2 separate regions of the Homo sapiens genome follow, and region 1 is linked to region 2. Evidence: read pairs that join two places in POLR2A ChIA-PET (ENCODE). Cell type or tissue: GM12878. All regions are shown on one strand. Links, peaks and the distances in the headings refer to the core of each region. The heading gives the core; the rest is flanking DNA.

Region 1 (5,000 bases), core at 1-5,000, 510 kb before region 2:
ATGTTTTGTCACTCCACTATCTTGATGGTGTTCTCTGACACACAAAAGTATTTGATTTTGACCAAGTCCATTGTGTCTAATTTTTATCTTGTTGTTTGTGCTTTTGATGTTATATCTAAAAAGACCATACATTTTAATATTAAACTCCATGTCAATAAAAGAATGGATTGGAAAAGAAATGACATAAGAATCAAAGCAAAAAAACAAAATTATTGGGGACTCAAATCCAGAATCAATTTTCTTGTAATAAAGAAGCCGTACATATTATCATAAAGTATTGACTTGTAAATACAATAGTGATCTGTCTGCTCAAAGTTTGAATGGACTTTGTACTAATGAGTGAAAAGTGAAAGCCCTCAAGGAAAATAATACATAAATAATTTCCAATCACTGCATTAAGATAAAATTTAGCTGTTTTAAGGCTTTTAACCTACAAAATTAAAAGATATTTTTGGTCAGTAAAAAAGTCAGAAGTATAACCTTCCTCTACAAATGAAACACTTACCTGCTAAGTAATTCTAATCCAGCAGAGTACTTTGGCAAAAATGGAACAGTCCTGCCCAAAAGAAACACTTATTAAAACTGTTCTTGATTTAGCCAACTGAAAAAAAAAAAAAGGTACATACAAGAATTTTGACATTGTCAATTGTAATATATTTTAAAATCACTAATGACAATTATTAAACTTTTAGAGAAATGTGTTTTATTTCAGAGTTAATGTACTGTATGTAACACACTATCAACCATCATTTTGCCCCAGAGATTCTCTTCAGCATACAATAAATTATTTAATATAATGTTGGATAAGAACAAATATGTAAGATCACAGTTCATTTCTAGGTTGAAAATGAAATCTGGTCACATGCTTTACTTTATTAAAAAAATGGACAAACAGCACAATCCTGGTGTTTTCATACAAAACAGGTAACATAGCTGAAGAGGCTCATTTGCCAAGTAGTATTTCATCATTAATTTGCTTTTCAATAATTCAGGACTTTTACTTTTGCTCTTATACAAATTAAAAATGACTAATTGTGATCAAATAATACTCATTGACTGTCAGAGTAAAACAATTATACTTCACCATTTTTTCAACCATTTCACGATTTTATTAGAAAATTTTCCTGTTACAAAATTTAGAAAGAATCGATAAATTATTTTGTAGTCAGATGCACTCAACAAATCTAAGGTTCATTAATATAACTACACAATTGTGAATACACCAAAAGTTGTATGAAATTTAAGTCACAGTTAAGTTAAAATCTTAGCACAAGCTTACCTGGGTTTGCTTTTCACTTTTGCTTCTCTTGACTTGTCACTTAAAGTCTTCAGCCTATAATTCAATATAAAATATAATATTTTTACAAGTCAAGAGATTATTATTATTTTTTTGAGACAGGGTCTCACTCTGTCGTCCAGGCTGGAGTGCAGTGACATGTACATTACTCACTGCAGCCTCAATCCTGGGCCCAAGTGATCCTCCCACCTCATCCTCCTGAGTAGCTGGGACTATAGTCACCCGCCACCACGCCTGGGTAATTTCTTTTTTTATTTAGTGGAGACGGAGTCTTGCTATGTTGCCCAAGCTGGTCTCATACCCCATGCCTCAAATGATCCTCCTGCCTCAGCCTCCCAAAATGCTGGGATTACAGGCATGAGCCACCCCACCCAGCCCAGAGATTTTTCAACCACAAATTTTCACATGTTAAAATTTTAGGTCAGATAAGCTACTTTTTTTTTTTTAAGCAAGAATTAAGTACCTCAAAAGACAACAAATATTTGAGTGTTTACTATATGTTAGATACTACAAACGGAAAATCTGTAGCAAATTTTTTTTTAAGAGATGGTCTCACTCTGTTGCCCAGGCTAGAGTATAGTGGTGCGATTGTAGCTTACTGTAACCTCAAACTCTTGGGCTCAAGCAATCTTCCCACCTCAGCCTCCTGGGTAACAAGGATGACAGGTATGTGCCACCATGCCCAGCTATTTGTTTCACTTTTATTTTGGTCTCACTATGTTGCCCAGTCTGGTCTCTATCTCCTGGCCTCAAGTGATCTTCCCACCTCAGCCTCCCCATAGAGCTGGGATTATAGGTGTGTGCTACCACGCCAGGCCTTATTTTCATATTCTTACTTACCCCAAGCCCCTTTTTTAGAAACCAAGATTCCTAAATGTGATCAGACCACAAAAACATAATTTATCTGGCATCTTTAGAAAAAGTAATGTTCCACATAGGAGAAATCGATAGGTAACAAAGATATCTAAGCAGCACACTTCATTAAGTAGATGCTACCCAGGCCTTCAAATCTCTTTAAGCATCCACAGTATTTGAAATTTTAGTTGAGAAAAAGCTTTTTAAAATATATTACAAACTTCTTTCATTAAAGAGGATTTTGTATATCTCATTTAACATTTTGTGATGACTCAGGATCAGTATTAAGAATATCATTGACTACATTTTGCAGCAAAACAGTACTCTCCCCTGATACTTCTGAGCTAGAAATGCATCTTCATCTATTAACCTGAAACCAATCTATGGTAGTTTTGTGTTTGTTTGGGCTCTTATGTCTACCTTTCCTAAATTTTCTTTCTCTACCATTGGTCACCTGGATGTCAGCTCTCACTCACTGCTTCTGCCAGCTATTTAATTCTAGCAGTCTCCTCCCCTCTACTTGCTGCTTTTAAATTATTGCACTGGAAAACAGATAAATGGGCTAGAGCTGCATATATAGAATTAACAGACTCTTTTAATGTAAAATATGATGTTCATAAACTGTACAATTTATTTTCACTTCACTGGCCCAGTTTTACTTTATTTTGGCTGTGGACTCTGTTACAGATAACTGAGGTTGCCAATAAGTGAGTGCTACAGTATGCAGTAATATCACATAAAATGAGATATCATGTACACATTCTTCTCAATCACTTCAACAAGTACTCATTTGTAAATAGAAACTGAAAATATAGGCCACAGTACTACTGCTAGCCCCTACAAAGTCTTTGTAAAAACAGAAATAGCTGCTCCTTCCTCCAGACACTTTACTGCCATCAGCCAGAAACTGTCCTAATACACAAGTTGACTCTTGCATGAATGCCTCAACTAATGCATGGTACAGTATACAATCTGCACAACTATGCATGCTGGTTCTGAAACAGGATTCCATCTTTTCTGTCTATAACGTCTGATTAAGCACCATATGGGGACTTCTGATAAACTGCATTTTTTTAAAACCAAATTAGAATGCCAATGTCATACAAAGAGTTTCATATTACTCTATGATCTTTTTCAAAAAATAAAATATTGACAAGATCAATTCCTCTGCAATATTCAAAAGATTCAGCAATCTCTTTAATACAAAAGTAATTAGTATACCTCTCTAGATAAGTCTAGGAAATTGTGTAAAAGTCTAATATAAATTTCTCAGTTTATCCTGGAAACTAGTAAATCTGGTTTAAACCAAGATTAAGCAAAACCTAGGGAAAACAATTTTTATGGCCATGCTCTACCATTTCCACTATAAAGTTTGATCAAAATACTTAGTTGGAACATCTCAGGCAAAATTATCCTAGTTATATACAGCAGTGCCTCATACTCAAAATGATTCTCGCATTATTTTTAGTGATTCAGGAGAATTCTATACAGCTGAGTGTGAAAGGGAATTCCTAAGATCCTCTTTGGACTACTCTAATTATATGATCCAGCAAATCTCTAAGTTGGTATTTCAACTATTTATTTCTAAAACAAACTTTTACTTTCTTAATTGTAATATGCCAAGTTTGGAATTCTCTTCTCTGCCCCCCTACCCCATCTCCTCCCCGCCACCGACAAAAAGAAAAAACCGGTTTGAAATGAAAGGGAAAAAAGGAGTGTTACAGGGAACAGAAAGTAAAATTGTTGGAAGATTCAACAAAAGATTCCCCATGTGGCTCTTTAACAGTCATCTGTTTTAAAAATTGGTCTTTAACCAAATTTAATGTGTGAAACTTATCTGATCTGGATTTGAACAAACCAACTGTAAAAAGTCGTTTCTAAGAACAAAAGAAGTCTGATTATGGACTGCATAATTGATAATATCAAAGAATTAGTGTTAATTTTATTAGTTATGACATCAGCACTGCATTTATGTAATGTGTTTCCTTTTTAGTGATGCAAGCTGACATATCACAGGTATAGTAGGCAAGTCTGAGATTTACATTATAAATAAAGGGAGAGACAAGGCAAACGTGGCAGTATCTGAAAACTGTTGAATCTCAGCAATGGATATATGTGGTTCATTGTGTTATTCTATTTGTGTGTGTGTTTGAGACTTTGTAAAATACAATTTTTTTTTTGAGACAGGGTCTTGCTGTGTCACCCAGACTGGAGTGCAATGGAGCAATCATAGCTCACTGCAGCCTCAAGCTCCTGGCCTTAAGCGATCCTCCCACCTTAGCCTCTCAAGTAGCTGGGACTACAGGCTCACACCAGCACACCCAGCTAGTTTTTAAAAACCCTTTGTAGAGACAGGGGTCTCCCTATGTTGCCCAGGCTGGTCTTGAACTCATGGGCTCAAGCTATCCTCCCACCTCAGCCTCCCCAAGTGCTGGGATTAGAAGCATGAACCACCATATCCAGCCAAAAAACATTTTTAATAACAAAAACAATCTTTTAGGTATTCATCTTTTCTCACCACTTCTTCTCCAAATAAATGGCCAATGTGCCAAAATGCAGAAAAGAAACTGTTGGAGAAAACAAAGTAGCTATAGGAAAGTTGGAAATAGTCATCTTTTTCCCTGCTAAAAAATAAAAACAAAGTAAAAAACAAAGTAGCTATAGGAAAGTAAAACGAAGTTAAAAAAAAAAAAAAGTAAAAAAACAAAGTAGCCATAGGAAAGTTGAAAATAGTCATCTTTTTGCCTGCTAAACTTTCTTGATTGTTTCCAACTATTATTCTTAAGATGAAAAATATAAAAGATCAGATATACTTAAGAAAGTAACAAAAAGCCAAAAAGGTATTTTC
Region 2 (8,613 bases), core at 1,419-6,418:
GACAAGTCGAATAAGCTCTCTAAACTTTGACTTCCTCAACTGTAAAATAGGAATAAAGATAATACATGTTCAACCCCGTCTCTACTAAAAAATACAAAAAATTAGCCGCGCGTGGTGGCGGGCACCTGTAGTCCCAGCTACTCGGGAGGCTGAGGCAGGAGAGTGGCGTGAACCCGGGAGGCGGAGCTTGCAGTGAGCCGAGATCGCGCCACTGCACTCCAGCCTGGGCGGCAGAGCAAGACTCCGTCTCAAAACAAAACAAAACAAAACAAAACAAAGATAATACCTGTTCATGGTCATTTTTTGAAGATTAAATGAGATAATGCCGTAAAGCACTTAACACTGTGCCCAGAATATAGTAACCACTCCGTCAATGTTGACTGAATACATTAATAGGCTGCCAGGCATCCTCCAACCACTGACCCAGACTGGCTACATTTCTGAGACAATGGGGCTTATTCTCATCCTCAAAACAACTGGGTCCTGAGGCTATGTTTACAGCTGTGCTGGTTGCACCCTGTACAACCCTAAGAAGCATCATTCAAAGTTTATGCCTCAAGGATCTAGATATTGACTATTACAATTTTACAGCATATTATAACAATTTCCCAAGAGATGGAAATAAAGCATCGTGAGGAGTGGGGAGACTTTCTCCACTTTGCACAAAGGCACTCTACAAACAAGCCCTGGCCCTGGGCAGTAAAGACAAGCATTGGCGCCAGCTCCCTGGAAGAAAGCAACTCGAGTTAGATGACTGTTGTTTTAGCCACAGTTGGGCCCTTTCATGGGACTCTAAACACTGTAAGTATTGTGGAACAGGGCTCAAAAGCTGCTCTCGCTGGACGGTCTTTTTGGTTTGGAAAAGTTAGCTAACTGTGTTTGCTGTCCTTCTTATAATTATTATCTTATTTTACTAGATTCTTTGTTATGTCCAAGCAGTCTGTTGTGTTCAAACACAGTGACAGTATCTGTTCATCAGCACCGTCCACCTGCCATAATAATGATCAAAAGGCCACCCAAGCTCCCAGCACACCATCCTGAATCCAGCCAGTCCTGCCTGGAATAAGGCTGTCTGCAAACTCAGCCTTCCTCTTTGGAATAGGGACATGTCCTGAATGTGGACAGAAGACCTGAATACCCCCAGGCTGACTAGCTGAGGGTCAGCAAGAAGGATGGGCAGAATAAAGCAAGGAATGTGAGCCCAGGGGATCGAAAGAAACCATCGGGGCTACCACCACGCAGCAACCAGAGATGGGCGTCTGGAATGGTCACCTGAGCAAGGGGCCCCGGGAGATACAAATAGTCATAAGGACACAGCAGGCCACAGCTCCAGAGTGGGAACCTCTCCCTTCTTCAAACCCTGACAATATGCTGTCCCTAGCTCCCTATATTAGATTTAGGCATTGCCTGCTCACCCTCCTGGAAGTTTGTTCATACAAACGTGTAAGAACAATGACTCTGCCCTCCCTCTTACTTGTTTCTACCACAATAGTAAATCCATGCTGGTTGAGCATAAACCTATCCACTCTCTTCCATCCTGTACATTTCTCTGTCTTCATTGTAGTGGTGGTGGTCACACAACTCTATGAATTTGTCAAAACCCTAGAGCCATATATACCACAAAGAGTGAATATTACTGTGCGCAAATTAAGAGAGGGGGGTTATGGCAGACACTGTTGATTGCCTGCACAACAGCTCTTCTCCCTGACTCTGCTTCTGTTCTCACAAAATCCTGATTTTATTTTATTCAGCCTCCTTTAGGGGAGGCTGAACCTTCCCAGCCTCATAGGGATACATCTTGATTAATCTAAACCAATCGGGAATTCGATTCCTCCTGTCACGTATTGGTTTGGAAATGGCATTTGATAGGATTCTTGCCAATCTAAGGTGTGAAGGTCTGGGCCGGGTGCGATGGCTCACGCCTGTAATCCCAGCACTTTGGGAGGCTGAGGCAGGCAGATCTCTTGAGGCCAGGAGTTTGAGACCAGCCTGGCCAACATGGTGAAACCCCGTCTCTACAAAAAATACAAAAATTAGTCAGGCATGGTAGCGGGTGCCTGAAATCTCAGTTACTCAGGAGGCTGAGGTGGGAGAATTGCTTGAACCCAGGAGGCGGAGGTTGCCTTGAACCGAGATCATGCCACTGCACTCCAGTCTGGGCAACAGAGCGAAACTTAGAAAAAAAAATTAACTTAAAACATTTTTTAAATAAGATGTGAGGGTCTGGAAGCTTCTGCTCAGGTTCTCTTTACAAAGGGGCTTCACCTGGTTCTCTGCTGTCACCCGAGCCGATTATGCACCAGGGCCTGGTGGGGCTCCTGCTCTGCGCCATGGCCTTTGACATCATCATCACACCGGCTGGCAGGGGCTGGTTGCAGGCGAGTGACCACATCCACACATCCTCGCCGGAGTGGAGACGCTCCCACAAGTGTGGCCACCAGGGTCTCATGGGGGGAGACATGGTGAAGAGCGGCTGCTATGCTCCTCTGTGGCTCTATCACCCTCAAGATCTATTCCATCCTCTGCTTCTTTGCCCTCTATGGATCCCAAGCGCTTGTCTTCGTAGGAGTGACTAGAGCCTCTCGCTCTGGTTGCTGTGTTCCGAATCATCCTTCTGGTAATACACCCGTGAAATACACCCAGACCTTCAGCCTTCATGCCAAGCCTGCTGTCACATCTATTACTGGACCTACAGCTTCAGATGGGTGCCCACAATTATCCTGATCGGCTGTGCCTTCTCCTGCTGCTGCCTCCCAAACTGCGAAGATGACCTCCCGGACAACCTCAGACCAAGTACTTACATACATCACCTCAAGTGGGGAATGAGAGAGGAGGAAAATTGCTGGTGGGAAGATGGATTTGGAGGAAGGAACTAGTTGCAATCCATCAGAAGCCATGCTATACGATTAGAGCCCAGTTAAACTTGAGATGAAAATATCAAGCCGTTTTTAATCCTCAGGCTGTTTTCTTCAGGCTGCTTTGAACCTATTTTTTGGCAGTCGATATTACTAAACTAGTCGAAAATGCTAGCACAATTTGGGAGAAAATATTTCTTAAATACTGTTAGAGTTTCATGTTCATTTTTGATTTACGTTTTGTGAAGTTAAACACCACTCATTACCTATATTTGACAATATTTCCTTATATTATCCGTACAATTTATACCACATTTGTAAAAGAATATGAATATGAAACTTACCCCTTTATATAGTAAAAATGAGAAGGCTTTCAAGATTTAATAATCTGATCAAATTTTTGTTTTTACTAGATGGAATGGACTGTCTATTAAGGGCTAAGAAAAGGGAGATATTGGTAAAAATTGTCAGTTACCAAACATTCCAAAAAAATGCAAGAAGATAAACATTTTTGCAAGCCTTCAGATATTTAAAGAAGCAAAATAGTTTCCTACAGGCATAATATTTGTGAGAATTTGTAATTACTATCCTGAATAATTGATTTTTTGCTAAGCTTCACATTAACTTGAGGCATCACCTAGGAACGTATTCTTTCATGGCCAAGGCCTGTGTGGTAGTGAGGCCTCCTTAAGAAGTAAAATGTGAAAATGAAATTTCCTCTTTTGAAGTGGTTTATGGGGTGAGGATGTGGGAAAATGCTATATTAATAAATTCGTACTGTTTTATGTCTATATGTTCAGGCTCAGAGCAGACCAGACTGAAAGATGGACTGGGTCTAATTCATCATGATGATAGATTTGATTAGATTGTGTAGTGAAGCATTAGAAGGGCCATTCCTATCACAAAAAACACCATTCCAACAGCCTAGGAGTAAGAAATGGCTTGACTTTTGTTTTCATCTCAGGTTTAACTAGGCTCTAATTATATAAATACAGCTTCTGATAGATTGCAACTGTAAGCAAAAACCAACATATAGTTAAAAATGTGGTCTTCCTTGGTAAATAGATCCAAAATGTCTAATGTAAAACATGCAGCAGCAGATTTAAGGAATGTGAGTTTCTCTCAATGGCATATATATGATATATCCAGAGGATTTTTATATTGTTTGTACTTATATAATGAAATTCATTTTACTGCCGGGCATGGTGGCTCATGCCTATAATCCCGGCACTTTGGAGGGCCGAGGTGGGAGGATTGCTTGAGTCCAGGAGTTCTAGACCAGCCTGGGTAACACAGTGTGACCTCAACTCTAAAAAAAAAAAAAAAAAAAAGAAATTCATTTTATATATTGAATCATTATTTTGTAAGTTGTGAAATAAGCAATTGCAGTTTTCATTATGATTTTTCCCCAGTAACCAGGTATTCTAATTTTTAAAAAGAGCTAGAGGGCAGGGATTCAGAAAGATGACACGCCCTCTGCTTTTCCGGCTTTTGGCATTGTGTGAGGATGTAATGCATGGAGCTGCTAATGCAAGCTTGTGAAGATGAGGGGTGCTAGCGCATATGATGAGGATGGCAGACCTGATAGGTGGAAAGATCTAGGTCATCCTGACAACATTAAGCAGCTGAACTCACTGATCCCAGAGCCTCAGGCCACCCCACCCAGCCCTTACCATCTCCTGTCCTACTGCCATGGGAGGTAATACACTTTTTCCTTATTGTTGAAGCTGCTTTATTTGATTTTCCTATTACCTGCAGCCAAAAGCATTGTGATTAATACACTGGTCTCGTGCTGCTGGAAATGAATCATGCCTCCTGTAGGGTTGTATCCAACAACAGACACATGGCAGGTGTCTGTTATACCATCCACAAGATACAATGTGTTTGTTTTGCAGAAATTGTCTCTATCACCTGTGGGCTTTTGCTACCCATAGAGCTACTTGTACCTAATTCAACCAATAAAAATAATGCTAGAAACTGAAGCCAACAAAGCTGTCAAAATTTGTCTTGGGTTCTTGGGTTAGACAACTTGTTGAGATTTTATAATACATTTCCTTTTCTCTCCTCTTTTTCTAGGTTCTTTCCTGCTGGATGCGAAACACTCAATTATCACTTCCTCATGTGTGTAGTCTCCCTCACTGAGTCAGCTCTCACTGGGGCCTTCCCATGACTTGTTTGTTGTCTTTATCTGTCTGAAGCCTCATCTTCCTTTGACATTTATCTTCATCTGGAAATTCTATAATCTTCCTTTTCCTCTTGTCTTGATCTTACATAAAATCAACATTGTCCATTGAAAGTTATGTTTAAGAAGCATTGTTAACAAAACTATCATGAAGTCCCTTGTACCTTGTTAAAAACCACTGTATTCATAACTTTGTTGTTTTTTTCAAATATATTTTTCTCTGGATTGAAACTGCTTACCATTCAGGTCATTGGAAGTCTCTTCATTCCCATTAAACTCTTTTTCAGGTTTGACATCTTTGTCCTCTATTAACTCAACTTTGAGTATCTCCTTTTTAATCCAACAGAAAAAGCTCCTCCCCTATCCTTCCAGCCCCATGACTGTAAGATAAAAAATTTCCTGCTACAGGCATCTTGCAGGCAATGTGCCAGACAGGCAATGCATCAAACAGCCGACATTGATCAGAACTCAGCCCTTGTCATATATCTCTTCCTAAAATGCCTAGCAGAATAATTTGTTGAGTACATGCTCAATAACTTAAATTGTTTTGAATTAAATCAAATTAAAGTCTTACAGTCACTACTGGAGGGAGAACAGGCAACATGTATGAATTTTCACTGTTTTGGAGCACATGGAAAAGAACATCAATACTAGTAGCATCTCAAGATCCCAGTGGCTAGACCCAGCCTACACACGACAGTCAAAATTTACTATTTATGATGTGGATTATCTCATACTAGTCCATTGCTTCACTTTCTACTGACTGACACCTCTGGCACATTTCATCCTTTTTCTTCTTTTTCTTTTTTTAGAGACGGGGTCACCCAGGCTGGAGTACAGTGGCATAATCATAGCTCACTGCAGCCTCGCTCATGAACTCAAGTGATCCTCCCACCTCAGCTGACCAAATAGCTGGGACTAGAGGCATGCCCACCACACCCGGCTAAGCACCTTTGATTCTAATATTGAAAATATCATTATAAAATATCTAGTAGGTATGGATTAATGAATGAGTTAAATGGCAGATGTTTGACCCTAATAAGTAAAGGTTTCGGGACGCCAGGGAGATGGTAATATCTGGGATCTTCTTAGGCCTCATTACCAGGACATAAAGAAACAAAATGAAGTTTCTCAAAATGCCCATTTAATACATTATTTTTTATCGTAATAAACATACGGCCTTTTCAGATCTTATTTTTGTTCCTTCTATTGTTAGTCCTGAGTGTTTGCCTATGGTGACAGCCAGATTTCATTTCATTCATTCATTCATTTATTCATTCTGACCATCATCTGGGGGCCAAGCACTGTGGTGGGTACTCAGGGTGCACCAGTGAACAGAACAGACAAAGCCCTGCCCTCTTGGAGTTTACATTCTAGTGCAGGCAACATGGGAATATAATAAATCCATAAACTCAGGAAGAACTTAGTTCTTTTTAGATCAATAAGGCCTGACTGTGAACTGTGAACTGTGAAGGGACAGATTCCCTGAAGAGGTACCGAGACCTCATTTTAAAAGAAGACTTTTTATTTTTGGACATTCTTTAGATATTGACTTTTTCTGTTCTCTAGTAGAAGTATCTTGCAGCAAGGAATAGAAAGACTGAAGTCAATTGATGCGATATTAGGAAAGTCCTGTCTTTTGCTTCTCTGGGCCCCTGTGTGGACTTCTGTGAATGAAAGAATAAAAAACAAAGTGCTTTTCCTATGCTCTTACTCAACAACAATCAACACAGAAGACTTCTGTGACCTCTGGGCACGAAGAAGTTTGTGGAGATTTCTCCCAACCAGCAGCCAATCAATCAATCCAGCAGAGGACACTAGCTGGGTGTCCTCTTATTCAATTCAATTCTGATGCTATCTACCTGGAGACAGCATCAGATCCCACAGGTTGAGGGCTCAGTCCCACAAAACTGCCCTCCACCGCCCCAGGATCCTCTCCTTTTTTTAGGGTCCATTGATTAGCAACCTTAATTCTATATGGAACCTTAACTCCCCCCTGCCAAATGAGGGGGAAAAACACACCCAAAGCGTTCCCTCTATTCTCTCACTTAAACAATCAACACAGAAGACTCCTGTGACCCAATTGAGGAGGTGTTTTTCCCATCCACCAAGCAAGCAAACAATTCCTCAGTGGACACCAGCTGGGTGTCCTCCAATTCAATTCGATTCTGATGCTATCTACCTGGAGAGAGTGTCAGATCCCAGAGATTGAGGGCTCAGACCCATAAGACTGCCCTACCCCCAACACACACACCTTCCCATGCAGATCGCAAGCCCCAGGTTGTATTATCTGTGCTTCTGACCAACTGGCTATACACTAGGGTTCCCACAACCCCGCCGGGTTCCCTTAATTTGTTAGGGCAGCTCACAGACCTCAGGGAAACACTTAAGTTTTCCTGTTTATTATAAGGGATGTTACAAAGGATACAGATGAAGAGATGTGTAGGGCAAGGCATGCAGGAAGGGACACAGAGCTTTCGTGCCCTCCCTGGGCACACCACCTTCCAGGAACCTCCACTGTCTGGAGGTTCAGCTACCTGGAAGATTCCAGAACATAGTCCTTTTTGATTTTTAAGCTTCATTAGGGAGGCATGATTGATTAAGTCATTGGTCATTGGTGACCAACATAATCTTCAGCCCTTCTCCCCTTCTCAAGGTTTCGGGGTGGGGCTAAAAGTCCCAACCCTCTAATCTTGCCTTGGTCTTTCTGGTGACCAACCCCATCCTGAAGCTACCTAGGAACCGCCCCTATTAGTCAATTCAATAGCACATACAAAGCCACTTATTACTTTGAAGAGTCCAAGGATTTTAGGAGTTGTATGCCAGGAAACTGGAGGATAACCAAGTACTGTATATATTTCACAATATGACAGCCTCACTTTCCATTATAACAAAATAAGGAAATTAGATAATCAACAAGGCTCTCTGTAGCTCTGAAATATTAACACTGTGATTTTATGGAACACATATAAGAAATCCTCTAGCTTTTTTTATTTGACTTTTCCAGCAGTTAACGTGTTTTTTTAAATATCAGAAATCTAAGTGGTCAATACTCTTCTTAAATGAGTTTGTCTATCAGATTACCTCATTTTATAAATTTATTATAGAGAAGTTGCTGCAATCTTAGCATTTCTGTGAATTGGAGACCATGATTCAGACTTGTTGATGAGGTCCAGAATAACTGAGGGACATATCTCAGTAGGGTTTAGATTGTCAATAAACGAAATCAAGGAGGTATCTAAAGGAGTTCTGATCTTGCTTATTAGAAAAAGTTCAGGAAACACAGCAGAGAAATAAGTTAAAAAAAAAAATCTCTGGAGGCAGTAGGATCTGACCAGAGAAAACAACCACTAAAATGTTCACAAGTGCCAGGGGGAAGGAGGTAACATTCCTCACATTTACAGACCTTTGAAGCTCATTTTAACTTGGGAACTTTATGGACATAAGGATAAATCCAGGGCTGCCTGGTTAAGGGTCGGGTCTCATTACTCCCTAGTTAACAATTCACATTTTAAAATGAAAGAACCTGATTTAAATGTAATCCTGTCTTTAGGCTTGAAGACAAGTAAAATGCTA

What was found. Peaks named below come from ENCODE experiments on the same cell type or tissue, not always from the same donor. Only the 100,000 strongest peaks of a DNase experiment are listed, where the experiment ranks them.
Region 1: POLR2A ChIA-PET joins it to region 2 with 6 read pairs; 3 of 35 experiments call an interaction of 5 or more read pairs at or near these places.

What each region holds. Positions count from the first base shown.
Region 1 is chr6:15,650,808-15,655,807 of GRCh38, forward strand. DTNBP1 (dystrobrevin binding protein 1) reads right to left here. Exons shown (of 10, transcript NM_032122.5): 2 at 1,280-1,333; 3 at 506-556. Among named protein-coding and RNA genes, the nearest start is that of DTNBP1, 9.7 kb to the right of the region's middle. In GM12878, for the core only: no CTCF peak of the experiment used is centred there; a DNase peak (open chromatin) is centred at 3,004; H3K27ac peaks cover 709 bases.
Region 2 is chr6:16,158,620-16,167,232 of GRCh38, forward strand. It overlaps a transcript of MYLIP not described here and the pseudogene PERPP3. Among named protein-coding and RNA genes, the nearest start is that of MIR4639, 21 kb to the left of the region's middle. In GM12878, for the core only: no CTCF peak of the experiment used is centred there; a DNase peak (open chromatin) is centred at 3,611.